Regions from separate parts of the Homo sapiens genome. Here region 1 is linked to region 2. Evidence: read pairs that join two places in POLR2A ChIA-PET (ENCODE). Cell type or tissue: OCI-LY7. All regions are shown on one strand. Each heading gives the region's core, and the rest is flanking DNA. Links, peaks and the distances in the headings are about the cores only. Region 1 holds the start of BRPF1 (bromodomain and PHD finger containing 1). Region 2 overlaps IRAK2 (interleukin 1 receptor associated kinase 2).

Region 1 (15,908 bases), core at 5,464-10,463, 500 kb after region 2:
ATTAACAAAAAGACTACATGTGTAAATGTGACAGAACAGGGATTCAGAGCCTGAATGTTTATGCCTGCTTTATCCTCATTTTGTCACTGTGGAGGCAGAGGTGGGAAAACTAAGTCTAGAAGCCATCTGAGTCTGGGTGGGAGCCACCTCTATATTTGTCATAAGTCTCTGATGGTCCTTTGGTTTCTAGCTATAGCTGTGTCCACTAGTGCCCACTCAGCCTCTCAGACACATGGTCGACACAACCCTTTCGCTCAAAAAACTGTTCTAAGTCCCTCCCCCACTGACTTGTGATAGCCCAGTCTGCCTGTTGCTGGAGTTTCCTGGCAGTCTGCCCCCATACCACACAGGGCTGCATCTGTGGCTGTGAGTCACACCAAATGCTCCCCTCCTTACCAGGTTCGTTTGTTGTCAAAGAAGAGGACGAGGTAGAGATGCTCTCGGGCTTCCTGGGTCATCTGCTCCCCAAGTTTCAGCACCTCCAGTGGGGGCACAGGGATGGGAACCCCATGGTGGAACATACCTTCTCGGGGCATCTTTGGATCAATGATCTGAGGATATAATAAGAGCCCAGTTTGGTTCAGTCCATGTCCTCCCAAGGCTTTTCCTCCTCAAGAACTTAGAGAGTATGTCTGAAGTGGGGACAGAGAGGGTATCATGCTACTAGAACTGCAATGCTGACCCTCAGCTTCTTTCCATGCTAAATTATTTCAGAGCCCAAGGAGCAAAGAGAAGCAAAAGGGAGAGATGGAGAAACTGAGTGGGAGCCTCTAAGTGGTACTCAAGCTGTATCTGCCCACCAGTCTACCTTACCAAGAAACTCTGTGCCCCACAGCTCAGCAGGGAGTAGGAAAAGTCTGCTAACTGTGAATCTGTATTCTGGGATTGGAAAGCAAGAAGTGTAACAGAAGCAAGCATACCAGAGCTGGGTATGATGGATAGCCTCGGCATTTGGCCCACACGAGGTCCAGAGCATCCAGCGGGGAGTCCTCATCCTCTGACAGCCAGCCAGCTCCCCGGCCCAGACTCTTCCTTACCACTTCACAGGAATGGGGGAGAGGGGGTGGATCAGCAGCTGGGGGGCTGGCGAGACCCTGACACTGGGTCCCCAGCATCCCTGGCCTTGGGCAAGGGAACTTACTGCTGTGGCCCACGCCGCGGCCAGTGCCCACGGAGTAGGCCTCATTCTCAGTGCCTGAGGTATCCTCACTGCTGTCCTCTGGGAAAGTGCCCCGAGAGAAGGAGGGTTTGCCCCGGCCTTGTTTTGAGGGCGTTGTGCTGTGGACAAGACAATGGGAGCTCAGCTCAAAGGAGGGGAAGAATGGGGAACAGCATGGTATGTGCCCTCAGCTCTTAAAGCCCGCAGGGTCTGAGACTTTTGGAAAGCAGAGGCTATATGAGGAATTTCAAATTCAAACACCCACAGGGGCTAGGCTGATGACCTAACAGAGGTGGGTTAGCCTGAGCAGTGGCGGCAGGAGTGCATACTCTAATCATCACCTTAATCCAGGATGGTTCTCTCTGTTCTATTAATGGTAACACTGATTTATTTATTTAGCAGAGAACCTTGAGTTTGAGCCATCTTAATCTAGACTGAGATGGCTGCCACCCCACTTCCAACAGGGAAACCTACACAGGCCCAAGAGCCCTGGAAGGGCATCCCCTGAGGTTGGCCTCGATCTGGAGGGCTGGTACCTGGTCCGGTCTGAAGCAGCGCTGCTACTGCTACTGCTGCTGGACTCAGAGTCTGAGCTGCTCCGGGGAAGGCTGCAGTCATTACGGTATACCAAGAAACTCTTCTTCACTGGTTGGTTTCCACCGCTGAAGCCATTGGCTGGTAAGTCTTGGTTGAAGGGAAGGGGAGGAGGGAAGGAACCGGTCAGGAAGATGTAGATCAGAGATGACATGGAGGTAAGAGGGACTTGGAGCTTGGGTTCCCCTTCTGTGCTGGAAAATTCCTCCAACCTTGGCCAGCAGAGCTAGCTCTGGGCAGTGTCTACCACAGTTGGCCACAGCCCTGCTCCACCCCTTGCTTCCCTCGGCAGTTACTGGCTTTAGGACACAAATGGCTTAAAGGGCAGGAGATCCCCAAGGAAGGTGAGAAGAGAAAAGGTAAAGTGATACAATGGAGGCAGGGGGCCCTGGATGGGACTTTAGCTGGGTCGTAGTGTCTCTGGGCCTCAGTTTTCCCAACTGTAAGATGAGTGAGTGGAGTTAAAGGATTCCTAAGGACCCTTCTAGCTCGCTCTTTTATGGGCAAATAAAGGGGTAACTGGGAGTATGCTGGGAAGAATGGCAGCTTTGCTCACTCTCTTGGGGGGCTGGGTGATGGTAAGGCTCACCCATTGGGGGGTCTTCTGTGGACTTATCACTGTCGCTGTCTGAGCTCGAACTGGGCCGGGGGCTCCTACCCCGCTTGCGCTGACGCAGGGAACTCATGATGGGGAGCTGGGGGGGCCCCACAGGACTGCCTCCGTGGCTGGGGGTCATCTGGCTCTCCCGGTTTTTGGGGGGCCGGCCCGGCCTCTTGGGCGGTCCAGCTGTCTTCGGGTTCTTTTTGGAGAACAGAACTGAGGTTCTCCTGCCCACCTCATGTGCGGGGGTTGAGGACATGTTGGGACCCAGGCCTGGAGCAGAGAAAGAAAGAAGGAGAGTTGGTGAGGGGCCTGATTTGAGAAGGGTAGATATCCAGGGTCATGCCCTGGGCATATAGGACCATTACTCCAGCTAACGTTGGGGAGATCATTTTAGGGGCTTGGAATTTGGAAGATTAACTCTTATACAAATAGCCAGAGAGGCAGCTAAGAGGCCCCTGATTGGGGAATGAGGGAGAAAGTACAGCTAGCTGTGTAGGAGGGACCTCTGCCTGGGGAATGGCAGGGGTTGAGTGTGTGCTGCAGAGCCAAAGTCTGACTTGCTTTGGGGTCCACCTTGCCATGGGATTCAGACCTTTGCTTGTCTCCTGGCTGCTGCTCTCCTCTGCCGCACTATCTGTCTGCCCATCCTTGTCACAGGCTGCCGGGTGGGGTGTCAGACTACCCCGGCTCGAGGGGCCATGCCGCTCAGGGCCATCACGTCCCGTCTCTCGCTGATGGGCAAGCTTCCGCCGCAGTGCCGTCATCTCTTTCTTGATCATCTTTGCACGCCGTGAGCGGCCCACACTCTGCTTGCTGGCATTCACTTCGTCCAGCCGCTCCAGAAGCAGCTTTAGCTGTTCTTCCACTGGCAGGTGCTTCTGGTTCTCCAGCAAGACCAGCCGCTCTTCCTCGGCTGCTAGGGGTAGGGTTGGAGGGGAAAGGTCAGACTCAGGGCAGCCCTCAGGGCCCCTTGAACCTGGGCAGGCAGCAAGAAACCCACTCATCCCCCCTGGGCTTCTCACCAGGAACAGCTGTAAAATAGCAGCACCAAGATGTGGAATGGCGGGCACTGCTATCCATTCACCCAGTCTGGCTTCTTGGGGAGCATTCCTGGGGATAGCTTGCCACTGCTCAGCCTAGCTGCTTTCTGCCTACACTGCCTGCTCCCAGGAGGGGACTTTTGGAAAGCTGTCCATCCCCGGCATTGGCCTCTTATATGTGTGTGTGATATATCACCCACCATCTTCAGTGTGGTGTGTGGCCTCATCTCCAGCCAGGCTGTGGGGGATATGCATGCCCGTCTCAAAGTCAATGCCCATTTTTTCTGCCTGGCGCCGGGCCTGGCGGAGCACAGCACCACCCTGCTCACGAAGCCGCACTGCTGCCCGGTAGAAGATGGTGTCCTTGGCGTTATACTTGAGGCAGTTGCTGACGATGAGGTTGAAGTCCTCCTCAAAATCATCAAAATTCAGGTAGCGGTAAGCCTCCAAGTTCTGCTTCATGGTGAAAAAGTCCATGGGCTTTTTGATGTGGTCTAGGTAGTCAGGTACCTGGAAGGGCAGGGCAGGTTTGTTTTAAGTGGAGATATCCTCCTTATTGCCCCGAACCCTGCTCCTAACAAGCCCCCCTGAAACACATCCAGCAACCTCCTCCCACCACAGTTAGAGGCAGGCATATAGCACAGGGGAAAGGAAAGCTGGATTCTGGTCCTGACTTTACCAGTCACAAGCTGTGTGACTTTGGCAAGTCTCTTAACCTCTCTGGGCCTACTTTTCCTCTCCTGGAAAATGATGAAAGTAGAGCCAAATATACTTTCTAGACTATATGAGGCTTTAGTAAGAAAATGGCTTGGGGACTCCTCTGAAAATAAACACCACCTTGCATTCCTACAGCTCTTTTTACTTAACAGTAACTTATAAGGAGGCTGCTGCCTCAGGCCTCTCATTTTATACCTTTTAGAGAGAAGAGTCTGCCAGTCAGGACCTAGGGCTTCAGAGCTGGTTCTTTAGGTGCTGAGCCTTCTAAAGTCTCCGTTCTAGGGTTCAGCACCCCGAAAGTGTCTTCCTGCCCTGGGATTATTCATTTGGCAGACTCAGTCCCTGCCTCTGGGGAAGGAGTGCAGACTGCCTCCCATTCTGGGCCCTTGGGGTGTGACAGGGACAAGACAGAGTCCAGGTGATACATGTGGCTCCAGTTCATCCTGCCCCAGAGCCACCAGCCCCTCTCTTCAAGGTCCCCATCTAGTCCTGGCCCAGACCTGCAGCAGGGGTCCAACTGGGAGAGGAACAGAGAGAAGGTGGAGTGAGGGGAAGGGATTCTTACTTCGTCCAATTCGGTTACCTCAGACAGAGGGACCGGCTCGCTGAAGATGTTGCCTGTGTCCTTCTCTTGGAGCTGCTCCAAGGTTTTGCGAAGGAGGATGAGGAAAGGAGTCAGCTGCATCTCCATGGCAATCTGCTGAACCTTGATCTAACATAGAAAAAGGCCTGATCAGCCAGGCCTCGGCCAGTTCAGTGGCAAAGAGGTCTGAGGATATGGTCCCAGCTGGCCTGGGAACCCGCCTTCTTTCCCACCCTCACAGCTGGGTGTACTCATACAGGTCTACCTTCTATGAGGCTCCACCCAGGGAAACTTGCACCAACAATTCTGGCTTCCCCCTTTCTTGAACTACCAGCACCAGCTACCTATGTCACATAACTGAGGATTCTGTTCATACGCTCCTGTGACATTCTGCTTCCAGCAGAACTAAAAGCACACCGAGCACCAGGAGACCTGACTCCAGCGTCAGCCCTGCTGCTATCTGGCTGGGGTACACACGCTATTCCTTCTCCTGGGTCTTTTTTTTTTTTTTTTTTTTGAGACGGAGTCTCGCTCTGTCGCCCAGGCTGGAGTACAGTGGCACGATCTTGGCTCACTGCAAACCCCTCCTCCCAGGTTCACGCCATTCTCCTGCCTCAGCCTCCCGAGTAGCTGGGACTACAGGCGCCTGCCACCATGCCTGGCTAATTTTTTGTTTTTTCTTTTATAAAATAGGGCTGGCCCAGGAGCACTCACCGTCTCCCTTTTGAGTTTTTCCCGCTTGCGGATCAATTCCACGAGCAGCCGAGCTCGCTCCAAGTCATGCCGGAGCCGCTGCCAGGACTTGAGCTGTTCTTTAAGGGCCCAGTTCTTATCCTCAGAATCTCTCTGTAGAGGCAAAACGAAGATCAGAGGATGATTAGAAAGCCAGAGGAAAGGTCAACAGGGAGAAGAGAGCCCAGGAAACTCAGGTCAAGCCAAAAGAGGGAGCACAGTAATTTATTGGTAGTGCCTCAATCTGTGTGTCCCCAAGGCCTGGCAGAATAAATGCTTGGTATGTGTTTGTTGAATGAATACATAAACACATAGGAACAACATCTTTTCATTGAACATTCCATGCTGATCCTGGTTTGAGGGCTAGCTTAAAGGAGGAAAGAGTCTAAGCCCTCTGACACTGGAAACTACAGTTGCAAATTTTGGTTTTCGTCCCCCTGGCGCTAGTTCCCAGAGCCCACAGGGAACTGGACACAGTACCCCAACTTGGTCACAGTTCCTCTGAGATTGCAGGTGTGTCTGCAGGCGACGTAGCAATGGGACCCCATTCCGTGACTGCCGCTTCAGTGTCCAGTAGCTGTGCAGCCTCTGCATGAACTGGCTCTTCCTTTGGATGGTCAGGCGGTTGGTGATTTTACTAAGCCTGGGAGGCAGGAAACAAAGAGTAAAACTTGTTGGGCCCTGATTCTCTTAAGCAGAGCAAGGGTCTCTGGCCAGTGAAAGTTCCTGAATGGGGATGAAGGGAGAGGATCTCTTGTCCAAAAGGCCTGGGACTCTGGACTTAAGGCAAGGAAGAAAGAGTGGTGCCATCAGTGGTACCGTGGCAGACAGGAAACCAAGCTCCCAGCACTAAACCAGATCCCTAACCCTGTACACCAGCAATCAGGGACTTCTGCCCCTAAGACTGCTCTAGTCACTGCAGCCCAGAGTACTATTTGACCCTGGGAGCCCCACTGAGACTGAGCCTTTGAAGGTTTTAAAATGAAGTACAACTGTACAGCAGAAATATATAGTAAATCAAATAAACGGCACAAGAGAACTAAAAAAATCCCTGGCCATCACAGCCCAAATGAGCAGCAGTAACCACTTCACAACTTCTTGAGCTTCCCCTTCCCCGCTTTTCATTCTATTTGTTTCTTCATATTCAGACCATTTTTTCCATTGCTGCCAGTGGCAGTTCCATCCTCTTCCATCCCAACTTAACAAACCACACCATCAAAATGAAGGGCAGTTCCAAAACGCCTGTTAGCTATGCCAGATAAAAGCTGACATTTCTGGCTCTTAATGTGAAAGTCAGGTGACCTGCTAAAGACAACTATCTGTTTTGAAAATATGTTCTTTTTAACTTCTATGCAGCTCCTGGGAAGATAGCCCAGCCCTGCCATTCCACTCAGGAGGCTGCCAGCTCCTCTCCTGGAGGCTCCTTTCTCCCTCATCTGCCTGTCCACCGGCTCCCCACATACCTGTGTGGTGGGATGCAGGGCACTGACACCACAGGTGCTGCTGCCCGCTTCTCTGCCAGGATCTTCCGTGCCTTCTTCATTTTGATCCGGGACTTGGCCTTGGCCTTCTTGACTTTCTCTGAGCTCCAGCCCTTACCCTCATCCTCCTCCTCATCTTCATCCTCCTCACCCTCGCTGTGGGACAGGGCAGGCAGTCGGCGTGCTGAACCTGGAGGCGTGTGGATGTCGCAGTAGGCTGTCTTGCGGACACTGAAAGAGGTGCCGTTGGCGCCTGTCTCCCGCACAGGCTCCATCTTCATGTAAAGGCCAGCCTGCTGGGCGCATGTCACATGGAAAGCTGTGTAACAGTTGGCCTTGTGGCACTGGATGCAGGCCCCTGAGCCCCGTTGTTTGCAAATGTAGCAGGTGAGCTTCCAGCGAGCTGGTGGGATGTGCTCAATGCTGTCAATAGGCTCTAGGAAGACCGTGTTGGCGAAGCAGACCTCAGGGATCCACAAGGCACACACCACATGGGCCCAGCGCCCGTCATCTGTCTGCTTGAAGGCACCGCCCTTGTTGGGGCACAGGGCACAATCCACAGCACGAGAGGGTGACTGCAGGCAACGGCGGCACAGCCACTGGCCCTCAGGGATATAGGGGACACCGTAGCACTCCTGGTGCACGGCCAGGTTGCACATGTCACAGAAGAGGATGACATTGCTGTTCTGGCACTCACCATCATTGCAGATACAGCAAACAGCATCCTCGTCCACTAGCGCATTAGGGTCGCCTTTATTATGACTCTCAAAGTACGACTCCTTCTCCAGTCGGTCCATTAGGTACTCAAAGATCTCCTGCGGGATGGGACTTACACCCTCTGTCTTCCGACGCTCATTCATGATATCCAGCCAGATGTAGTCCTCCTCGTCCATGTCATACTCTACTTCCTCGTCCAGCTCCTCTGCAGACTTCTCGATGTACCTACGGTACAAACAGGGAACTCAGCATCACATGGTTGAGATTTCCCTCCCTTAAAGATGATGGGTCATTTGCCATTGAGCACTTACTCTGTGCCTATGCCCTTCAGATGTGTTGTCTCATTTCATCCTCACCTTAACTCCAGATATTATAGGTACTATCATCGTTTCTATTTTGCTGAAAAGGAAACCTAAGGCTTGGAAGGTTAATCACCTGGCCCCAGCTCACTTGTGAGAAAGTGGTGGAGCTGGGATGTGAACCCAGGTCTGCCACTGCAAAGCTCATGTCCTAGCTGCTATATGTGACACCATCTTCTTGGGGTTGCAGAGGCTCAGCCAGCCTCCTCTAAAAGGAGGAAGGTGGGGCAGCTAGTACCCCTTAGAGTGGTCCAGATGATGGTACGAAGAATCGGGGAAGAAGGAAGGTCATTGGATGTCATTGACAAATTACATATAAGTTGTTTTAGCACTGGTGGGCAGGGCCTCGACTAGAGCTGCCATGGATCTTCTCTCAGCTAGTGTCAGCATCAGCTCAAGGCTCCGTCAAACTCTAGGTGCTATGTTTGTTCACTGGATAGCCTTGGGAGATAACAATTATAATAGCTAAGGTTTACTGAGGATTTCCTATGAGCCAGGCATTGTGCTTAACTATTACATTTATTCTTACCACAGCCATAGAGTTAGTGTTCTTGTTGTCCTCATTTTGCAGATAAGAAAACTTAAGCTTTGAGAAGTTAATCAAAACATAGATAGGTCACATAACAAGGGAGTGGCAGAGGCAGAGGCATTCAACCTCCAGCCCAGTGCTCTTAATGTCCAACCTGTATCACTTACTATGCCAACAGGCCTGGAATTGAGGGCTGCTCTCGGTGCTTGTCACACAGAGAAGGTGCTCCTTGCCTGGCATGCTATAGGTGGCCTAGACTCTGGCACTGTAAACTACAGGGTACAAAGGAAGGGATGGGGCTTTGGCTTCTAAGCAAACCAGATTTAAATCCTGCCTCTGCCATTTTATGACTTTTAGGACATCACTGCTGTACTAAACCTCAGTTTTACTGATGACAGAACGAGGATAATACTACCCACTCACAAAGAAACTGTCAGGGTTATATGGAATTATAAAAATGAATAGGCCACAAACTCTTGGCCTTTACATTTATTTATATACTACCTTGCCCAGTGCCTACTACCCCATCAGGCTCCAGCAACCCCCAGCAGGCCCATGGAAGGAAGTGTGAGCACCTTGGTGTAAAATGCCACCTAACCACTAAGTCATGTGTGACCACATACAGACGTGTGCAAATATGTACATTTATCTTTTTATTAAAAAGTTGTTTTGAAAAATGAATGAGCTAAGTCAAGTGGCACACAGCAGGCCCTAGAAAAACATTAGCTCGTTTCTCCTCTTATGTGGGAAATGGAACTTTGGCTGCTAGAGTGGGCCAGCACACACAGGCTCTGGAGCCACACTGCCTGGGTGCTGTCTAACAGAGGGCAAGTGAGCTAAGCTCCCTGAGCCTTGTTTGTTCATCTGTAAAGTGGTGATGCTAATAATCTGAACCTATTTCACATAGCTATTCTGAGCATTAAATGAGTTAATGCAGGTAAAGTGCTTAGGACAGTGCCTGGTGTGCAGCAAGCACTCAATAAATGTTAACTTATTAGTTTTTGTATGGCCTTTACCCACCTTCCTAGCATTATAGCTGTGTATGTGTCTAACTCCTCCACTACACGATAGAAGTGGGGATTGTGTCTGATTCGCCATACAGATACAGGCACTCATCACTGTTCATTTGAAAGGCATTTTGGGGGTGGAAGGGAGGAGAGAGACTGAAACATTGTAGGAAGCAGCTTCTTCCTTTTTAGCCTTTTACCTCTTCCCCAAGGTGACTGCAACCTCCCTATCTTTGAACAAGGGTATGACTCATGGATGGTGTGAACCATCTGGCTTCTTCCAGGCCTTGGCACCAGCTCTCTTCAGCACCAATTCTCACCCTTTTCTCTGCCATGACACACGTGACATTATGTGATGGTGCATAACACACTCCCACAGGCACCCAGATTACAGGCTGCAGTACAGATAAGGTAGGCTGCATGTCACGTATAATTCCTGGCACACCAGCTGACATGCCACCCTCTCTCTCCCCCTCAAGGAAGCATATTAGAATGCAAGCAAGAGAAAGTGATGCTATTAGAGAGATGACCTCAAATCTTCTCAATTTATATAAAAAGTAAATCGTTTCCAAAACTTGGGCAGTTTTACCAACAGTGGTAACAAATTCCATGCAATACACATCTCAGTTGTTTGCAGTGTACCTGCTGAGAACTGCTCCCCTGAAGAACATATCTGATCCCCAGAAAGAAAGAGTCAGTCTAAGTGGAGGGAGGAAGAAAAGCAGCTGAATGAGCTGGGCTGGGCTGCCTGTTAGAGCAGAGAGAGCTCAAGGGCCATTGGGAGGGAGGGGAAGTCCAAAGAGGGGTCTGTGTGTTTGGAGTAGGGCAGAGGTGGGTAGGGCAGTCAGTGTGAACAGAAAAGAGAAAGACTGTGGAAAGCCAGAAGGAAGTGGAGTTGGACTGAAAAGATGAAAGAATGGGAGAGGAAGTGGGAGATGGGCTTAAACTCAAACAGTGGAGAGAAGAAAGTGCTACAGGCCATATTGCTTGTTTCCAGATTTGCTTTTAAAGAACTGAGATTTAGGCCGGGCGCGGTGGCTCATGCCTGTCATCCCAGCACTTTGGGAGGCTGAGGCGGGTGGATCATGAGGTCAGGAGATCGAGACCATCCTGGCCAACATGGTGAAACCCCATCTCTACTAAAAACTCAAAAATTAGCTGGGTGTGGTGGCACGTGCCTGTAATCCCAGCTACTCGGGAGGCTGAGGCGTGAGAATTGCTTGAACCCAGTGGAGGTCGCAGTGAGCCGAGATCACGCCACTGCACTCCAGCCTGGGTGACAGAGCGAGACTCCGTCTCAAAAAAAAAAAAAAAAAAAAAAAAATGGAGGTTTAACATCATGTGGACTGCACTTTTGGTAAAAAATGCTTTTCATATAAAAGCTTTTATGACAAATCCTCCTCAGAGACCAGGCCTTCTAAGTAGCTGAAAACAAACTTACACTCTTGGCAAATTAACTCATCAGAATGCCTTTTTTGCCTTGGATGCCAACTTTCAGAGAGGTTTTACACTTGGTTTTAGTGCCATCCTTCAGCCAGGATTTCTCCATGTAGTTTCAGCACCACACTGCCCCCCATATCCCTTCATCTTTTACCTCATGTTAAAGAAACAATTAAATGACAAAAATAAAAGGGCCACTGGAGGAGTATTAAATATTGTTTAAGTATAAAATACTGCTTAAACATGTTAAAGGACAGATGACAATAACAGAACAAATAGTGGGAGAATTACCTCTGCAGATTTACAAAGTGCTTTTAGTACCTTATGAAATCAGTGATCCTAGTCTTCTACCTTTTGGGAGACAGAGAAATACCGTATCTGCTCTGCAGATGGGGTCCTTAAAACACACGTTAATTTGGATGCATTTCCCAAGGTCATGCATAAGGAAATGGAGAGGACCAGGAATCAGAAACAGGATGTTTTGCCACAGTGGAAACAGTACAGCTATGGAGTCAGAGGGACCTGAGTTTGAATCCCAGTTCAGCTATCTACTGGCATGTGATTTCAGATAAGTCTGGCCAGGCACAGTGGCTCACGCCTGTAATCCCAGCACTTTGGGAGGCTGAGGTGGGTGGATCACTTGAGTCCAGGAATTCAAGACTAGCCTAGGCAACATGGTGAAACCCCATCTCTACAAAAAATTTTAAAAACTAGCTGGGCATGGTGGCATGTGCCTGTAGTTGCAGCTACTCAGGAGGCTGAGTGGGAGGATCACTTAAGCACGGAAGGAGGAAGTTGGGGTGAGCCAACTGCACTCCAGGCAGGGTGACAGAGCCAGGCCCTGTCTCAAAAAAAAAAAAAAAAAAAAAAAGGATAAATCTGGCACCCTTTCTTGACCATAGTTTCCTCATCTGTGAAATGAGAAAAATACCTACCTGAGAGTTTTGAGAATAAAATAAAGGAGTAGCGTGTGGCACTGTAGAGTAAGTGCATTAGTGGCGTACCATTCCACTCACTGCCCTGGCAAAATCAGTGTTCTTTCACTATTCTTTATTCCTGTCACTCTTCTATCTGTGCCTCTCACCTCTCTCTGGCTAGTGAGCCCTGCTTGACCAGTTTTCCAGAGCTGCAAGGTAGAGGTGGCCTTACCGGTAATAGGAAGTTGGCCGGGGTGGGGCATCAGGGGTGTCCTGTTCCAGCTCCCGATAGACCACCTCTGGCAGCTTGGGAGTGGTGCTCGCAGAAACATTGTGGTGGTGGTGATGGTTGGAGTCCTTGCGCTTCTCCTTGTTCTTATGTTTGCCTGACTTGGGAGTAGCAGCTGGTGTCTCAGTGTTCTCCTTGTTGCTGCCATTCTCAGGGGCCTCCTCGGGGGCTTCCTCATCCTCTGACACCACATCCAGGTTGTCAAAGATGCTGATGCGGTGGACGCGGCCATGCAAGTCCACCTCCACCATGCGCTGGGCCTGTGCATAGCTCATCACCTCACGGCCTGGTGACTGTGAGACCTCTGAGGGGCTGGGTGACTGCTTGTTGGCTGGGCGTGACTGGCGCCCCTTTTTCTTGTGCTTGCGGAGTGGAGTTTGTTGTGGGGGTGGTGGGTTGTCGTGGTCATAGTGGTACAGGTGGTACTCAATACCACTGTAACTCTTGTAGACCTTTCGGCAGGTCTCCACCGGGCACTCGTATGGTGGCTTAGTCGCCCGCAAGTTGTGGCAGAAAGTCTTCACATCAAAGTCCACCCCCATGCTGTCACATCTAGAATACACAGATCAGTTAACATAAGGCTGGGGATGAGTTCCTGGCCATTTGCACCAGAGACCCCAGTCTTTCTAGCCCTCCCCCTCACTTGGAGTCACCAGATTCTGGCCAGCCTACCTCTACAGTGTCTCCAAATGCCATCTCCTCCACCATAGCCCATATCTGGGCCCTCATCACCTCTTGCCTGGTTATCCTGCCCTATGTCTCAACTTCTTTAGCCCAATCTCACATCATGTAGGAGAATGATCTTTCTACCAGGTAGTAATGATCATGACACTCTCTTCATTAAAAGCCTCCTGATGCTCCCAGTTCCTTCAAGATAATATTCCAAATTCTCTATGATGCCATTCAAAGAGCTCCTTTCACTGACTGGCCCTAGTCCTCCTTTCTTTTTACAAGTTACAGCTGTTTTTGTCTACACAGGGGATCTTGCCATTCCCTGAATGTTATAACCTCTCATTCCTGCAAAATGATCCCTATTTGGAATGCCCTCCATACTTTCTGATTGGTGGGCTCCTACTCATTCTTCAAAAAACCAGCTCAAATGTCACTTCTGACACAACTTCTCTGACTCTCCCATGGGGAGCTGTTTCCACAGCATTCCATTCTCACCTCTACCACAGCACTTGACATACTGAAAGTTGTCTCCCCCCTGGACTGGGAGCTGTGTAGCAAGGGTACCAGAGCCTATCCACCTCTGTATCCCCAGTACCTAGCATGCACTGGACATTCAGTTTTTGGCGAACGAATGAATGACCTGTTGAACGAATAGCTGAATGAGGGGATCACCAGACTGAGAGCTCAGATGGGATGAAGGCCATGTAGAAAGCTGAATGGGTGGGTGGCTAATGCTTTAGCGTTGGACTCCTGCAGAAATCACTGGATCACAGAAAGAATTCATTTACTTTTGAGGTCTTTATGGGGAGCCTGGCCCTGGTACTGGGTAGGAGATGTACTGTGAAACAAAGTGAAAACTGAGGTCATTTAGTCAGTGACAGCAGCTTGTATTACATTTGAGCTGTTCACCCACTCACACATCAACTGAGTGACTACCAAGTGCCAGGCCCTAAGGGTACAAACACGAACGCGACAATCTAGGCATGCTCAGCTCCATGCTGGTCCGCAGGGGCCCTCCCTCCCCGCTCCCCAACATTCCTGGGTGAGTGTAGACAGCAGATGGCACCAGGCCTCAGGAAGCCCAGCTTGGTCAGAGACTGCCCCAATTTCTCTCGGCCTAGTTGAGTTCAACCATTCAGCTAGGGGCTTGGCACCATCCCAGCCAGGCAGGGCTATCATGAGCTCCCTGACAAAATAACCCCTCTTGGCCTCTCCACCTGTGCCTTAACCAGGCAAGTGGGCTGCTCCAGCTCCACTGTCAACGGCTCCTGATTTTCACATCAGTAACGCTACACGTCCAACTGCAACTCTTCTATTTCCTACCTGCGGCTGTGTCTTTAAACATAAACCAACCGAAGCACAAACAAGCTCTCCTCTTTCCAAGCTGGGTCCCGGGTGAATGGTTCCCAAAGTAGCACAGCGAATCAGCAATCTCCCCTTGGAACCCGGCAGCAGAGGCACAGGCGAGGGAGACGAGAACTTAGACCAGAAAGCCCGTGGGGAGGGCCCAAGGAGAATGGCGGCTGCATCTGCCCCTGAAGCTCAGGGGGCTGGAGGAAGTAAGGGGCGGGGGCCGGAGGGATAGGGCTGGGCCCCGGCAGTGCCCGCAGCCCACTCTCCGGATGCGGCGGCGTTTCCCCTTTGTGGAAGTGTAACAAGTGAAACAAGGCTCCCCGCCTGCCACTAGCCCGGGCAGCCCCGAAAGATACACTGTTGCCCCAGGATGCCTGCTGGGAAGCAATGCACTGTCAGTTCTCCCAACTGGAGTTGCCAGAGAGGTTCCCGGGCCACGCGGCTCAGTGCGCGTCCCACGAACGTAGCCTACCCCTTCCCTGCCGGCCACTCCCGCCCTGGTCCCAGGCCCGCACTCACCGGCCACCTCGAGTCCGGGCTCATCGCCGGGGGCGCCCGCCGGGGCTCCGACCCCACTTGGGGAGGTCGGCGGGGAAAGTCGGGCCGGGAAGGGGGAGCCCCAACTCCGGAGACCGTAGACCTCGCCACCCCGGCCCCCTGCCGCCCCACGCTTTGGTCCCGGCTCCCCGGGATTCCTGAGCTGACCCCTGCCGCTCCTGGTCCCGCCGGCGCCCTGGGGTCTCAACTCCGTCGGCCGCCGCCCGTTTCGCGAGCCCCCAAGATGCCCGGTCTCGGGACCGGGCGCTGCTGGAACAATGGAGGCTCCCAGAGGCAGCGCGAGGACAGCGGCGGCGGAGACCGTGGCGGCAAAGGCTGTGGCAGCGGCGGCGGCAGCAGCGGCGGCGACGGCGTCTGCGCAGGGTAAACGTGGCGCCGCGGCGCTACTGAGCTGCACTTTCGCCACGGATCCCCGCCCGCCCGCTGAGGCTCGAAAGACCGTGCTCCGGGATTCAGAAAGGACCCTGGACACCCCACAGGGCTTCTCTAGCTCTCCCATCTTAGAGTGGAGTTTCTGGAGACTGAAGTCACCGTACTCGGGATCTGGGGTCGTCGGGCGGTTTGTGGCGAATCTGCAACCACGGACGGTGAGCGCGGGGCTGGGCGTGAGGAGCCCGCCCTTCTCCCCTCCCCCTCTGCCTCCTCCCTATCCGCTCCCTGCCTCCTGCTGGCGCCGCGGCTGCGGGAGGGACCTGGCCTTGGTCTCGGAGGAAGGCGGTGAGGCGGGGCCAGAGTCACGGGGCGGGGCTGGGGGCAGGGCCGGGAGCAAGAGGGATGCGGGCTGGAGCCTAAGGGACCGGTAGTTATGGGTAGGACCGGGGCGGGGCTGGAGACTAGACCGGTCTGTGGGGCGGGGCTTGTGGGAGGGGGCGGGGCTACCGCACAGCGGGGGCCTGTTAGAATAGCGGGGTAAAAAGTGGGGCTAAACAGAAGAAGAGTACTCGCGAGAGAAAGGGCGGAGCTTTGGATGAGCCTGGAAAGTGGAGCTGGACTAGAAATAAAGAACAAAGTTGGAAAAAGCGATGCGACGCTGAAGGGAGCAGGCGGGGCTTGGTAAGGCAGGGGCGGAGCTGTGGGGAAAGGGCAGGACCGATTAGGGATAACGGGGCGTGACTGAAGGAAAGGGAAGAAACTTGGGAAAAGTAAAGGAGAGGTGC
Region 2 (15,908 bases), core at 2,951-7,950:
GGCTTGAGCTCGGGAGTTAGAGACCAGCCTGGCCAGCATGGTGCGACCCCCATCTCTACAAAAAATAAAATTAGCTGGGCGTGATGCCAGCTACTCAGGCTGAGGTGGGAGGATCACTTGAGGCCGGGAGGTCGAGGCTGCAGTGAGCTGTGATCCCGCCACTGCACTCCAGCCTGGAGGACAGAGCAAGACCCTGTCTCAAAAAAGAAAAAAAATCAAAGACAAGGTACAAATTCAGAAAAATACTCGAAACATATGACAAAGGGCTGATATTCGATGTAGCAATTCTCCCAAAATAATAAAATAACTTAGTATTAAGACTGGCAAAGGAGGCTGGGTCCAGTGGCACACGTCTGTAATCCCAGCACTTTGGGAGGCCGAGGTGGGTGGATCTCTTGAGGCAAAGAGTTCGAGACCAGCGTGGGCAACATGGTGAAATCCTGTCTCTAGTGAAACACAAAAATTAGCCTGGTGTGGTGGTGGGCGCCTGTAGTCCCAGCTACTCAGGAGGCTGAGGTGGGAGGATCCCTTGAGCCTGGGAAGTCGAGGGTCCAGTGAGCCAAGATTACTGCCACTGCACTCCAGCCAGGGAGACAAAGTGAGACCCCTGTCTCAGGGAAAAAAAAAAAAAAAGGCAAAGGAAGCAATGAACAAAAACAAATCATGAAACGCTCCTAAATATAAGAAAGATGGCTCCACCTCAACCATTAAAAAAGTACATGTAAGGCCAGGTGTGGTGGCTCACGCCTGTGATCCCAGCACTTTGGGAGGCCAAGGCGGGCAGATCACGAGGTCAGGAGATCGAGACCATCCTGGCTAATACGGTGAAACCCCGCCTCTACTAAAAATACAAAAATTAGCCAGGCGTGGTGGCAGGCGCCTGTAGTCCCAGCTACTCGGGAGGCTGAGGCAGGAGAATGGCGTGAACCCAGGAGGTGGAGCTTGCAGTGAGCCAAGATTGCGCCACTGCACTTCAGCCTGGGTGAGAGACTCCGTCTCTAAAAAAAAAAAATTAATTAATTAAATTAAATTAAAAAGTACATATAAAATTATAATTTTCCACTCGTTAGATTGGCAATAATCAAAAAACAAGGTAAGGGGCCGGGTGCGGTGGCTCACGCCTGTAATCCCCGCACCTTGGGAGGCCGAGGTGGGTGGATCACGAGGTCAGGAGATCGAGACCATCCTGGCTAACATGGTGAAACCCCATCTCTACTAAAAATACAAAAAAAAAAACAAAAATTAGCCGGGCCTGGTGGCAGATGCCTGTAGTCCCAGCTACTCAGGAGGCTGAGGCAGGAGAATGGTGTGAACCCGGGAGGCAGAGCTTGCAGTGAACCAAGATCACGCTACTGCACTCCAGCCTGGGCAACAGAGCAAGACTCCATCTCAAAAAAAAAAAAAAAGCAGGATAATATACCTTGTGGCTGAGGATGTGAGGAAATGCACTCCCATACATCCCTGATGAACGTGTTAATTGATACAATCTCCTTGGAAGGTGGCATTGTCTGTAGTAGCTAGAATGAAAACAAAACCTCAATCTCTATCAGCTGGTTATATACATTAAGGAATATCCATACAATGGAATGTAAGGCAAAAAGAATGAAGTGATCTAAACTTACTGTTGAGGAGCAATAGCCAAGAAAGACATGAAAAAACAAAGGACCTAGAAAAGCATTAACAAAACACATGTGTGGCTAAATAGAGAGGAGTGGCATACAAAGGTAAATGTGGCTTTCTTTTTTCAAATGCCTGAGGGTAACCACTTTGTGTGTTCCTTTCTAACAGCTTTAAGATATAATTTATATACCATAAAGTTCACTCATTTAAAGTGTATGAGCAGCAGGCATGGTGGCTCACGCCTGTAATCCCAGCAATTTGGGAGGCCAAGGTGGGCAGATCACAAGGTCAGGAGTTCAAGACCAGCCTCAACAATATGGTGAAACCCCATCTCTACTAAAAAGAAATACAAAAATTAGTAGGGCATGGTGGCATGTGCCTGTAATCCCAGCTATTCAGGAGGCTGAGGCAGTAGAATCGCTTGAATCTGGAAGGCAGAGGTTGCAATGAGCCAATATCGTGCCATTGCACTCCAGCCTAGGCAACAGAGGGAGACTCTGTCTCAAAACAAAAAAGAAGAAAGAAAACAGGTGTATGACCAGCTGGCCTGGTGGCTCACTCCTGTAATTTCAGCAAGACTGTAATCTAGTTTGTCTTGATAGATTTGCCTATTCTGAAAAAATTAAAAATGGAATCATACAATATGTGACTTGCTTTTTCTTACCATGATCTCAAGGTTCATCCATGTTGTAACGTGTCAGTATGTTTGAAATGCTTGTTCCCCAGTGCCATAAAGAAATAGCACTTGAACATAAATAATTTTCTCAGCAAGGCCATTTTTACACTTTCTGCAGAAAGGGTACACTCGCCAGCAGTTTTGCCACGAGTACACCCAACAAAGGAGACAGGGTCATTTATAACCTGACGTATCCACCCTACCTCTGGGTCCAGTTTCCATTGGCTGAAACGGGACTTCACATTCTGTATTTGTCTTGATTGGCTAACAACTTAGAATTTTTTCAGAGGCAAAAGCAGAGGAGAACAAAGGAAGGAGGAAGTAACTTGTGGAATGCTGAGAAAGGTAAAAACACTTTCAAATAAGGAAGAGGAACAGGCTATGACTTAATGCTTGCTTGCACCAGTATAACCGTGCCAGGGCAAATATTTAGGCTAAATTGTGGGAGTTAAGAACATAAAGTACATTGATTTATTATGGCTAGCAGGTATTTAAGAATGTTAGGTCTTTGAATAAATTTTGCTTCTAAGAGAAGTTACTATTTATTCCTAATTAGATGGGGAGGAAAGTCTTTGAAGAGGAACCTCTACTTTACTTTTCACAAGTACTTAATTCTTTTCTATGGCTGAATATTCCATTGCATGAATAGACCGCATTTCATGTATCCACTTATCAGTTGATGGATATTTAGGTTGTTCCTATTTTTTGGCTGTTATAAACATTGGTGTGCAGGCTTTTGTGTGGACATGTTTTCATTTCTCTTGGGTAGATACCTAGGGGTAGAATTGCTAGGTCATATGGAAATTCTTACCTTTTGAGGAAGTGCCAAACTGTTTTCCAAAGTGCTCACCATTTTCAATTCCCACCAACAGTGTGTGTGGGCTCCAATTTCTCCACATCATGGCCAACACTTGTTTTTGTCTTTTTGATTATAGCTATCCTAGTGAATGTGAAGTGGCATCTCATAGAGGTCTTGATTTGCATTTCCCTGATGACTAAGTTGAGCATCACCTCTGTTTTCCATCACCTCTGGAAGGATACTCCAACCTAGTGACAGTGGTTGCCTTTGGGAACAAGAAACTGGAGACTAAGATCCCATTGAGAAAAAGCCTGCCTTCTCACCATGGAACCTTTGTACTGTTTAGATTTTTAAATCCTCTATTAACCTAAAAAAAAATAATTCAGGGCTTCCCTACGGGGGATCCATGAAAAGACATCATGGTGCCCATGAAGGTCTGGAATTCATGGACTCAGAACGCATATGTATGTATGTCTGTATGTAGCAAAGGTCTAGAGCTTTCATCCAAGTCCCAAGGGGATTTACTGACTTCTCCAAAAATATATGAAATCCTAGTCTAGAAATGTAAGTATGTCTGGATAACCACAAACCTATTGGTGTCAGCCCTCTATTGCGCAAACAGCCCTGGAAACACTCTGCTTATAATTGTAAAGTGTTCGCAACAGGCCAGGTCCCATTTGGGGCACAAAATGCACATTCACCTTGAATCCTCACAGACACCAGAGCTGAAGACAGGGCTGTCTGTATAGATCACTGTCCACCTGGACTGGGACCCAGCTCAGCTACATCACACATCAAGCCAAAGCTGTCCTTACTGGGGAGCTGCCAAATGTTTCACCAGGCAGGACCCATCCAACAACAACCCTACAAGATGCGTACGTTTTCTTTTTCCCATTGTACAGATGAGGAAACAGAGCCTCAGAGTAACTCCCTAACTGGGCCCAAGATCATGCAGCTATTAACAGTCAACAGTAAGAGCCAGGATCCTAGCTCTTTGCTACCCCATCTCAAGGATACAGAGTGCCTTCTCTAAACAAATTCTTCCAGACACAAAACTAATTACAAGTTGTCTGTCGACTTTACAAATATATTTTTATTATATAAAAAGAAATTACTATAGATTACTTTAAATAGGATATTTCTCCCAGTGAATTTAAAATAGCATCTGTTTCACAGAAAGATTTGCAACATGACTTTTCAGATATATACGCACTGAATAATCATTAGGTACATGGCAGAAATACACATTTAATACCTTTTTATTTTACAAAACAGGACAAGTGCATTTTCCAAGTGCTTCTATAGCCACTGTCTCATCTGTTCCTCCCAACAGCCCAGGGATGAAGAACAAGCAGGTGTTATTTTACTTACAAAGAAACTGAGGTCCCAAAAATTAAATGATTGACTTAATTAGCAGCAGAATCAGACATGAAATGCATTCTCCTGATTCTTCATAATCCAGTCATAAATAACAACACATATTCTCGGCCGGGTGCGGTGGCTCAAGCCTGTAATCCCAACACTTTGATAGGCCAAGGCGGGCAGATCACGAGGTCAGTAGTTCGAGACCAGCCTGGCCAATATGGTGAAACCCTGTCTCTACTAAAAACACAAAAATTAGCCAGGCATAGTGGCAGGTGCCTACAGTCCCATCTACTCAGGAGGCTGAGGCAGGAGAATCACTTGAACCTGAGAGGCAGAGCTTGCAGTGAGCTGAGATCGTGCCACTGCACTCCAGCCTGGGTGACAAAGTGAGACTCTGTCTCAAAAAACAAACAAACAGACAAACACATATTCTCAGAATAAAAGCTCCATTAAAAAACACTAACATTAGTGGGATGGGAAGATAAAGGTACCAGGCAGTGACTGAATAATTATGTGAATTGCAAGATTTCCAATACAGGCAGTGGAAAGCCTGCAGAGCTCTTCGCTAGGTGTCTGGCATTTGTAGAACCTGAGGCCCAGAGAGGTGAGTCAAGAACTGCACTGAGACACAAGTTGAAAGTCTTCCAGGCCAGGCACAGTGGCTCCCAACTGTAATTCCAGCACTTTGGGAGTCTGAGGTGGGAGGATTGCGCCAACAAAGCGAGACCCCATCTCTACAAAAAAATTAAAAACTAAAAAAAATCTTTCAGAGCATGCAAGCTTGCAGGCTGTCAGCAAATACAACCCAGAGATCTTAGCTCTGGAAAATGCTATGGCATTGCAGAACTGCCAGTGGCGGGGGAACAAGAGCTGCTGAGGTAATGGAATCTGCTGGGGGTGATTATCATCACATACTCCCCGGAACCACAAAATCAGCCACATCCTGGGCCCGTGTGCAGGGTTTCTGCTTCAGTCTCCTCTGATCCCCTGCTCTGACTAACAAAGCCCAGAAAGGAAGAGACTTCATGGATTTTTGTGTCTCTAAAAGCTGAGGGCCTTTCTCTCCCAACTCATTCCAGTGAAATGAAGTTTCCCTCCCACCCAGGACAGCAGATGTTTTGTTGTGTGTTTCCTGGCAGATCTTGGATTCTGCCTCAGACCTTTTTCTTGATCTGATGCTCATCTTTCCAACTGAGGACAAGGGTCCTCAGCTGTGTTCCGGTCATCAGGGGCCAAAGAGCTCAATGCTGTCCACTTTTTCCTCTTTGTAGAGCAGAATATTCTCCATCAGTTTCCTTTTGGCCTCATTGATCTCAATTTGCCACGAAGTTTCTGTAACTGATGTTCAACAGAAAGCAAACAAGAGCGACTTGAATGAAAGTTACTATTATTATAATTCTTAAAGTCACTTAAATCAGGTTTCTGAATCAGGCCCTGAGTGTAATGAGCATTTCTTTTTTTTTTTTTCTTTTTTTTTTATCGAGACAGGGTCTCACTTTGTTGCCCAGGCTGGAGTGCAGTGGCACAATTTCAGCTCAAGGCAACCTTGACCTCACAGGTTCAGGTGATCCTCCCACCTCAGTCTCCGGAGTAGCAGGGACTACAGGCGTGCACAACCACACCTGGCTTTTTTTTTTTTTTTTTTTTTTTTTGAGATGGAGTCTCACTCTGTTGCTCAGGCTGGACGACACACACAGTTAATTTTTTTGTGTTTTAGTAGAGAAGGGGTTTCACCGTGTTGCCCAGACTAGGCTTGAACTCCTGAGCTCAGGCAACCCACCCGCCTCGGCCTCCCGAAGTCCTAGGATTACAGACAGGCGTGAGCCACCACGCCCGGCCTGTGAGCCACAGCACCCAGCCCATTTATTTATTTATTTATTTATTTATCATTTGTTGAGATGGAGTCTCACTCTGTTGCCCAGGCTGGAGTGCAGTGGCTCAATCTCGGCTCACTGCAACCTCTGCCTCCTGGGTTCAAGCAATTCTCCTGACTTAGCCTCCTGAGTAGCTGGGATTATAGGCGCCCACCACCACGCCCAACTAATTTTTTGTATTTTTAGTAGAGACGGGGTTTCACCATCTTAGCCAGGATGGTCTCGATCTCCTGACCTCGTGATCCGCCCGCCTCAGCCTCCCAAAGTGTTAGGATTACAGGCGTGAGTCACCATGCCTGGCTGGCCACACCTGGCTAATTTTTGCATCTTTCGTAGAGACAGGTTTTCACCATGTTGCCCAGGCTGATCTTTATACTCCTGGGCTCAAGCAATCAGCCCACCTCGTCCTCCCGAAGTACTAGGATTACAGGTATGAGCCACTGCACCCAGCTGTAATGAGCATTTTCATCTCCTCTGTCTTTGCAGGAAGCCCTGCAACCTACCCTGGCCTTCCAGAAAGGAGAGGGTTTCCCTGTTCCTATTTATGATGTTGAGGGGTGGGAGGGTGGAGTGAAAAAAATGCTCACATCCTGTCTTTCTTCTTCCTCTCCCCTCCCCATGGCAGGAGGAGTAAAAGAGAAACAGGAGTGGTCAGAGCCTGGGACATTCATTGAACCATGTTTACTAAGGGACAGGGACACTGCATTGAAAGGGCCTTCCTGGTCGGGTGCGGTGGCTCATACCTATAATCCTAGCACTTTGGGAGGCCGAGGTGGGCGGATCACCTGAGGTTGGGAGTTCAAGACCAGCCTGACCAACATGGAGAAACCCTGTCTCTACTAAAAATACAAAATTAGCCAGGCATGGTGGCACATGCCTGTAATCCCAGCTACTCGGGAGGCTGAGACAGGAGAATCACTTGAACCCGGGAGGCGGAGGCTGCCATAAGCCAAGATCACACCATTATACTCCAGCCTGGGCAACAAGAGTGAAACACTGTCTCAAAACAAAAAAAAAAAAAGGCGGGGGGGGGGGGGGGGGGCTTCCTAATTTTTTATTTCAGAAAGAAACTTGGTATCCTTGGACCTGAGTGGCAGGAATGGAAGGTACCTTTTTTTTTTCCCTGAGACAGTTTTCCTCTGTCACCCAGGCTGGAGTGCAGTGGTGCAATCTCGGCTCACTGCAGCCTCCACCTCCCGGGTTCAAGCAATTCTCCTGCCTTAGCCTCCCAAGTAGCTGGGACTACAGGTGCCTGCCACCACACCCAGCTAATTTTTGTATTTTTAGTAGAGAGATGGGGTTTCACCATATTGGCCAGACTGGTCTCGGACTCCTGAACTCGTGATCTGCCCGCCTCAGCCTCCCAAAGTGCTGGGATTACAGGCGTGAGCCACTGCGCCCAGCCAGAAAGTATCTTCTTTTTTTTTTTTTTGAGACGGAGTCTCACTCTGTCACTCAGGGCTGGAGTGAAATGGCACGACCTCGGCTCACTGCAACCTCCGCCTCTTGGGTTCAAGTGATTCTCATGCCTCAGCCTCCCAAGTAGCTGGGACTACAGGCACACGCCACCATGCCTAGCTAATTTTTGTATTTTTAGTAGAGACAGGGTTTCACCATCTTGGCCAAGCTGGTCTTGAACTCCTGACCTCAGGTGATCTGCCCACCCCAGCCTCTGGAAGTGCTGGGATTACAGGCATGAGCCACCGCACCCAGCCTGGAAGATATCTTTAGAAGTGACTGGTGAGGATGGTGTTTGTGTTGAGAGGAGAGGCAGACAGGAACAGACCACATGGGGCCTTGAGGACTTTGAACGAGGGATGACATGCATTGAGTTTTTTGTTTTTTGTTTTTTTGAGACGGACTCTTGTTCTGTCGCCCAGGCTGCAGTGCAGTGGCACAATCTTGGCTCACTGCAACCTCTGCCTCCCGGGTTCAAGCAATTCTCTTGCCTCAGCCTCCCAAGTAGCTGGGATTACAGGCACGCGCCACCATGCCCAGCTAATTTTTTTGTATTTTTAGTAGAGACAGGGTTTCGCCATGTTGGCCAGGCTGGTCTCGATCTCAGGTGATCTGGCCAGGGTGACCTCAGGTGATCCACCCGCCTCGGCCTCCCAAAGTGCTGGGATTACAGGTGTGAGCCACCTCGCCTGGCCGGCACTGTGTTTTTAAAAGCTACTCTGGCTGGCTCCTGGAGAAGGACCTAGTGAGGGAGGGGCCAGGATGGAGGAGGACTCAGGGAAGCTATGCAGTCCCCTGAGGACAGGAGCTCAGACAAAGGGGGAACGCAGAGAAGTAGATGGAGGTGAGAGAGATTTTGGAGGCCAATGGACAGGACTGGGTGATTAACCGGACACAGTCCAGGGCAGGGAGAGGGAGGTGTCAAGGATGCCTCCCAGGTTTCTCTGTGAAAAACTGGCTGGTTGGTGAATGGCTGAATAACCAAATGAAGGAGTGAATGAAGGCAACAGAAAGAAAAAATGATGGGCTGAAGTTGGGGACACACACATGAGCATCCAAATGCACTCTGACTTCCGGCTTACCATCCTGGGGAGGCTCCAGGCCAACACAGGCCTCAGAGGAGGAGTCAGCCTCCCTTCCCACGATGACCCGCAGCCTTCCTTCCCCATTCTCTGTGGGGAGAAGTGGGGTGGCAGCCCCTGCCCAGGGTGCCACACTCATGGAGGAGGAGGCATCAAGGCTGGAATTGTCAACGTCGTCTGTTTCCTCTGGGGTGTTGGAAGAAGAGCCTGTACCCTCAGAAAGCCCACTCCAAGGGAGCAACGTCTCCCGACCTCGGAGCCGCTCTTCCACAGCAGCCACAGAGCCACACACCTTTGGGAGAAGAGAGAGAAGGGAGCTCATCAGGAATTCTCTCTGAAATAGAAATGCTAACATCTGGCCTCCCAGCAGAGAGGGGGCGGGGAGCAGACTGAAGAACCTAATGCTGGTTGTTTTGTCTGAAAAAACCACACCCTTCCTTTGAAAAGACCTGTGCTTGCCCACCAACCGCCCTGTCATAGATGAGACGGCGTGACCCAACATGGGCAGATCATAGTACCCCACTCCTCTGACCATAGGGATTAGTCTAGATTTGGGCATGTGATCGAAGCTGGCCAATCAGAATCCTTCCCTGAAACTTTTCCACCTAGAGCTTATTGGGGAAAGACCTCCAGCCTTTCCTCTCTAGTGGTAGAACCAGACGCCCCACTACACCCAGAAAACCCATTTACAGTAGGGGAAAATGAAAGCTCAACACAGAGTAAAGCAGAGGCAAGCAACGAAGAGAGAGCCACAGACAGAGAGACACAATGGCTGTACCTTTGGTGTTTGAGATCCTGGGTCTAACTTCCCTGAAACCAGAGCAATGCCTGTCCTCTCTGTTGTTTGGTTAAATGAGACACTAAGTTCATTCATTCGCTAATTCACTCATTCATATTCTTCCCCCTCCCTATGTCTGTGTGTGTGTGCGTGCACGTGTGTGTGTGTAAGAGTTTAAGTTCCTAACACTTTCAATCAAAAAAGCACAAATAATATAGATGTTGCCCTGGAAGGTTTTTGTGGTTAGGGAGGTTAGGAAAATTAGACGGAAGCAAGGAAGGAATGTTTCTTCTTCACACACACACACACACACACACACACACACACACACAGAGCACACATACATACCCTTATACCCGTAATAACAATAACAAATCTCATCTCCTCAGTGCCTTGCAAAAAATTCAGTATACTAATGTATCCATTTCTTTCTTTCTTTTTTTTTTTTTTTTTTTTGAGACAGAGTCTCGCTCTTTCGCCCAGGCCGGACTGCAGGGGCGTATCTCGGTTCACTGCAAGCTCTGCCTCCCGGGTTCACGCCATTCTCCTGCCTCAGCCTTCTGAGTAGCTGGGACAACAGGTGCCCGCCACCGCGCCTGGCTAATTTTTTGTATTTTTAGTAGAGACAGGGTTTCACCATGTTAGCCAAGATGGTCTCGATCTCCTGACCTCGTGATCCGCCCGCCTCGGCCTCCCAAAGTGCTGAGATTACAGGCGTGAGCCACCGCACCCGGCCACTAATGTATCCATTTCATACACAATGCATGAATTTTTATAAATAAAAAATTAAAAGATCAGAAAAGTTAAGTTCCCTGCCTAAAGCCACCCAGCCAGTACAGTAAATGGCAAAGGTGACCATCAAACCCAGGCCTGCTTATTATCTTCCAGTCCCTGACCCAGCTGTTCTTTCATCTTCCCAGCTTGGTTGTGATGTACTAAGAGCTAAGGCCATCTCCTACCTCTTCTTACACCTAAAGTGCCCTATCCCCTTTATTTTACGTGGCAAACGTCTCATCCTTCAAGGCCCAGGTCACATGTTACTTCTTGAGATAAATCTTCACAGTAGATGCCCAATAAATATTTGCCAATCTAAAGACCGCATTTCCTTGGAGCTAGGCGTGGCCATGTAGCTAAGTTCTGCTCTCTATTATGTGAGAAAAAGTGATGCATTTCCAGGTTATATCTTTAAAAGAAAGGGAGTGTGTCCACCTTTTCCTTTTAACCCTCTTTCACTGGCTGGATTGCAGGTGTGATGGCCTGAGCAACAGCAGCCATCTTAGACCCTGACATGGAAGCCACATGGTAAGGATAGCAAACAAACAACATAGAAGGAGCCTGGGTCCCCAATACTGTGGCACTGCCACATTAACACTGGACTGCGTAAATTCAAACTGTTACACTAAAGAGAATAAACATCTATCTTATTTAAACCACTGCATTTTGCAGTCTCCTTGTTATAGCAGTTTCACCTGCACCTTAAGTGACACACTGAACAAAATAATGGAATGAATAAAAGAATGAAAGTCTTACTGAAAGAATAATTGGTTGAAGGAGACAGAACTTTTTAGAATATAAAACTGATTATGTCCTACCTCTGCTTAAAAACCTTAGTGAGGCTGGGCACAGTGGCTCAGGCCCATAATCCCAGCACTTTGAGAGGCCAAGGCAGGTGGATCACCTGAGGTCAGGAGTTCGAGACCAGCTTGGCCAACATAGTGAAACCCCATCTCTACTAAAAATACAAAAATTAGCTGGGTGTGGTGGCACACACCTGCAATCTCAGCTACTCGGGAGGCTGAGGCAGGAGAATTGCTTGAACCTGGAAAGTGGAGGTTGCAGTGAGCCGAGATTGCACCACTACACTGTAGCCTGGGTGAAAGAGTGAGATTCTGTTAAAAAAAAAAAAAAAAAAAAAAAAACCTTAGTGGCTCTGCAAAAATCCTTACTGTGCCTACAAAGCCTTCTATCATTGGACAACTCCTTCCTCGACACACCCAACACAAGCCACTGTGCCCCATGTGTTGTGTTCTAGCCCTTCGGACCTTCTTCCAGGCCCTTGAACGTGCTGAGCTCTCTCTCAGCTCAGGCCATTTGCAGGGTGTTCCTTCTGCCTGGATTGCTCTTCGTGTGCTTAAACCCCCCTTCCTCAGGAAGGTCAACAGGGTGGGGTCCTCATCATACACTGTCCTGGCGCTCACCACAAAGACAATTACTATGCAATGTCCATGAGTTCCAGGAGCGTGGACCTGGGTCTGCCTTGTTCCCGAACAGATGTGTCCCCTGGCCCCAGTGTACAACTGCGGAATGAATGACTGAACATCGGGGCACATGGACACTTGGGGGACACCTGTGCTAGCAAAGGCTGAGAACAAAGACTGAAGCCTCCAGCTCCTGCCACGTGACAGCGCAAGACGATGGACATAAGGCTGAACTGGGAGTCCAGAGAGCTCTGACAAAAACAAGTTCTGTGGCCTCATCTTCTCGTCTGTGGCCCTTCACTTGCCCTTCTGTAAAATGGGAGGCTTGGGCTACAGCAGTGGTTATTGAAGATTTTTTCCAGCTACCAAACCCTTTCCAGAGAACCCAATACAGTAACTGAGAGAAGTCAAAAGTGGGTGTCTGGTCCGAGTCACAGGTGGGGGCCTGCACCTCCCCCAACCCCTCTTGCTGCCAACAGCAATTCCTGAGTATTCTCAAGGAGCCCCTCTGTGCCCAACACCACTTGAAAATCACTCTGCTAGATGATTTCTAAGGGTCCTCCCAGGCAGTGGAGAGTTTGTCCTTAGAAAGACCAAGCAAGGCCGGACAGAGCGGCTGATGCCTGTAATTCAAGATACTCGGGAGGCTGAGGCAAGAGAATTACTTGAACCCGGGAGGCGAAGGTTGGAGATAGCACCACTGCACTCCAGCCTGGGCGACAGAAGGAGACTCTGTCTCAAAAAGAAAAAAAAAAAAGATCAAGCAGTAGTCTCTTGATTACCTTTTACCATGGAAGCCACGGCTACTTCTCATGTCCAAAAAAATCTCTTACCCCGTGTAGTGGCTGCTTTCTAGGACGTCCGCCTAGTGCATGGGCTGAGCACACTCCCTTTCTTTGGGACCTGGCGCCGACACCATCCAGGGATGGAGCCCTGGGCAGCCCGGTTTGCATGCTGGACCGCCCCACCATGCCTGATTGGCCAAGCGGTAAACAACTGACCCAAGTTCAGCCAATCAGGTTCTCCCTCTGTGGTGGGACTCAGGGTGGAGGCTCATCTCTCTGTTATAAACTGCGGGCAGAGCCGTTCCCTCCAGAGAACACAGAGGAAAGGGGAAGGGGCCTATAGAGAAGGGGGAATAAAGCCGATTCACAGAGAGTTCATCGAGTTCAGTTAACATCCACGGGTTTGGTCCTGCGCCCTGAGGCCCTGCAATACCCGTCCTCGGGCTCCGCACTATCCATCCCTACACCGCCCTTTGGCTGATGGGAGCTCTAGGAGGTTCTGCGGCTTGCAAGCAAGCACAACCCTGGTTTGTGCACCAGGCCTCTGCGAAGGGGCCGTCCCCGATGAGGTGGACCCACGCGTGGCCCAGGCAGCGAGGCCGCTGCGGGCGAGGCTCACCTCCTGCAGGCTGGTGTTACGCCTCCGCAGGCACAGGCAGGCAGCCGTGGCCAGGGCCTCGGCGCAGTCCTCCGGAAGCCTCCCTGCGCCCTTCTCCAGGTACTTCTGGCAGATCTCCTTTGCCATCACGTTCTCCACGCCCGTCTTCCTGGAGCAGAGCGAGGCGGTGCTGCTTGGAATATCACTGAGGAGTAAGTCCTTCTGTGGGAAGAAGGGTAGAAACGCCCTTGCGTGAGCTGCAGAGCTGCGAGAGCCAACGCACGCGCCCCACTCACCTCCAGAGCTGCAAAAAATGCTCAGAAAACCGACCGGACATCGTAAGAATAAATGCAAGGATTCCAGAAAGAAGTAAAACCCCCAAGAAATGGAGAAGGATTCGATTTCCTACATGCACAGGGCACTCCATAGTGAACTCATGCCACAAACGTGGGGCCTTAATTTTTCTAGGCCTCGGTTGGTTCATCAGGAAAATGGGAACAACAAAAATACCTACACCAGGGCCGGGCGCAGTGGCTCAAGCCTGTAATCTTAGCACTTTGGGAGGCAGAAGCGAGTGGATCACTTGAGGTCAGGAGTTCGAGCCAGCCTGGCCAACAGGGCGAAACCCCGTCTCTACTAGAAATATAAAAATTAGCTGGGCTTGGTAGTGCACGCCTGTAATCACAGCTACTAGGGCGGCTGAGGCAGAGGAATTGCTTGAACCTATGGTGGGGGAGGTGGGGGGCGGAGGCTGCAATGAGCTGAGATCACGCCACTGCACTCCAGCCTAGGTGACAGCGAGATTCTGTCTCAAAAAAATAATAAAATACCTACACCTAGGACTAACACAACCATTCAATGAAACAGTGCACCTAAAGCACAGAGAGTGACATCTGACACGGAACATTCAATAGTCTTTTAGTGATAATAACTAATAGTAATAATAGCTACCATTTATATGGCACTTACTACATGATAAGCACTTAATAATTTAATCTTATTAACTACATGGACAATCTCTTATGATACAAACATTTCAAATGTAGGATTCTGACCTATATACATAACAGGAGAGCCACTATAAAGAAAATATTATGTCTATACTTCTTATACATTTTGTATTTACATATATTTTATATTTTGTACCACATAAAATGCAGCAATCTGAACTATGCATACAATAGAACATATGCTATATAATAATTTTATACAAATATGTAAGCATATTTAATATAAATTATATTGTATATTTCATGAGTAATATGGTATATATGATTAGCATATATGAATGTTACAAACATACTAAATATTGTAAAAACATGTATTGTAGGCCAGGTGCGGTGCCTCATGCCTGTAATCCCAGCACTTTGCGAGGCCGAGACTGGCAGATCACTCGAGGTCAGGAGTTCGAGACCAGCCTGGCTGACACGGTGAAACCTCGTCGCTACTAAAAAATACAAAAAATTAGCCGGGCATGGCGGTGCGTGCCTATAGTCCCAGGTACTCGGGAGGCTGAGGTAGGAGAATTGCTTGAACTGGGGAGGGAGAGGCTTCAGTGAGCCAAGATTGCGCCACTGCATTCCAGCCTGGGCGACAGAGTGAGACTCCGTCTCAAAATATAAATAAGAAATAAAAATAAAAATAGGCCGGGCACAGTGATATAATCACAGCTCACTACAGTCTCAACCTCCTCGATTCAATCGATCCTCCCACCTCAGCCTCCCAAGTAGCTGGGACTATAGGCACATGCTACTGTACTTGGCTAATTTTTAAATTTTTTGTAGAGATGGAGTCTCATTATGTTGCCCAGGCTGGTCTTGAACTCCTGGGCTCAACTAATCCTCCTGTCTTGGCATCTCAAAGTGCTCAGATTATAGGTGTGAGCCACTGCACCCAGCCTAAATGTTTATTTTTTTTTTAAAGTGTACTAGTGTTTAAAGCTGATAATCAAGAACAGTAGAAGTGTATTATTTTCTTCTTTTCTAGAGGCAGGGTCTCACAATTTGCCCCAAATGGAAACCTGCCATCATTGCTATGTATCTTGATGCAAAGACTATGACGATAATCAAAAAAACTACAGAAGACACCTAGTGTTTAAACAGGGGTTGGGGGACTGAGAACACGCGATGAAAGGATGTCGAGGGAACTTCACCATGGAGGAGTCGGCAGCTCCACCTGAAACCACTGATCAATCTTAGCACTAAAACCTTAACACACTGATCGGTCTTAGCACTAAAAGTAGGACAACAGGCTACGCCCCGTGTAGTGAAGCAATGGGAGGCTCACAGCGCCTCCAGGAAGTGTTCTTGACAAAGGCAATGACCATGACTCTAAACAAGTCACAAGTGCTAACTGCCAAATATAGGAAATATGAGGAATAGAGAAACAAGGGAAGGAGACCACAGGATGTAATGAGCAAAACCCAGAATGTGAGACAGTCTGTCTACATAGGGCAAATGACCTAGTCTATGCAAAAATCCAACGACATCCAAAATGAAAAAGGGCATTGCGGGAGAGGTTGTGAGAGAATAAGAGTCTTTTTGTTGTTGTTGTTGAGACGGAGTCTCGCTCTGTCGCCCAGGCTGTAGTGCAGTGGCACGATCTCGGCTCACTGCAAGCTCCGCCTCCTGGGTTCATGCCATTCTCCTGCCTCAGCCTCCCGAGTAGCTGGGACT

Evidence for each region. ChIA-PET counts read pairs that join two places held together with the same protein. Peaks named below come from ENCODE experiments on the same cell type or tissue, not always from the same donor. Only the 100,000 strongest peaks of a DNase experiment are listed, where the experiment ranks them.
Region 1: POLR2A ChIA-PET joins it to region 2 with 6 read pairs; 3 of 35 experiments call an interaction of 5 or more read pairs at or near these places.

The regions. Positions count from the first base shown.
Region 1 is chr3:9,730,943-9,746,850 of GRCh38, reverse strand. It overlaps BRPF1 (bromodomain and PHD finger containing 1), which reads right to left and starts at 15,116. Exons shown (of 14, transcript NM_001003694.2): 1 at 14,713-15,116; 2 at 12,112-12,720; 3 at 6,893-7,852; 4 at 5,910-6,072; 5 at 5,412-5,543; 6 at 4,680-4,826; 7 at 3,598-3,907; 8 at 2,950-3,273; 9 at 2,343-2,627; 10 at 1,696-1,843; 11 at 1,142-1,278; 12 at 921-1,039; 13 at 397-551. The coding sequence starts at 12,710. RefSeq lists enhancers at 14,001-14,560, 15,121-15,680 and silencers at 14,638-14,767, 14,778-14,827, 15,298-15,657. In OCI-LY7, for the core only: no CTCF peak of the experiment used is centred there; no DNase peak of the experiment used is centred there.
Region 2 is chr3:10,232,006-10,247,913 of GRCh38, reverse strand. IRAK2 (interleukin 1 receptor associated kinase 2) reads right to left here. Exons shown (of 13, transcript NM_001570.4): 11 at 13,255-13,455; 12 at 8,875-9,166; 13 at 4,169-5,798. The coding sequence ends at 5,686. Among named protein-coding and RNA genes, the nearest start is that of TATDN2, 8.5 kb to the left of the region's middle. RefSeq lists a silencer at 5,289-5,358 and an enhancer at 13,204-13,806. In OCI-LY7, for the core only: no CTCF peak of the experiment used is centred there; a DNase peak (open chromatin) is centred at 5,383.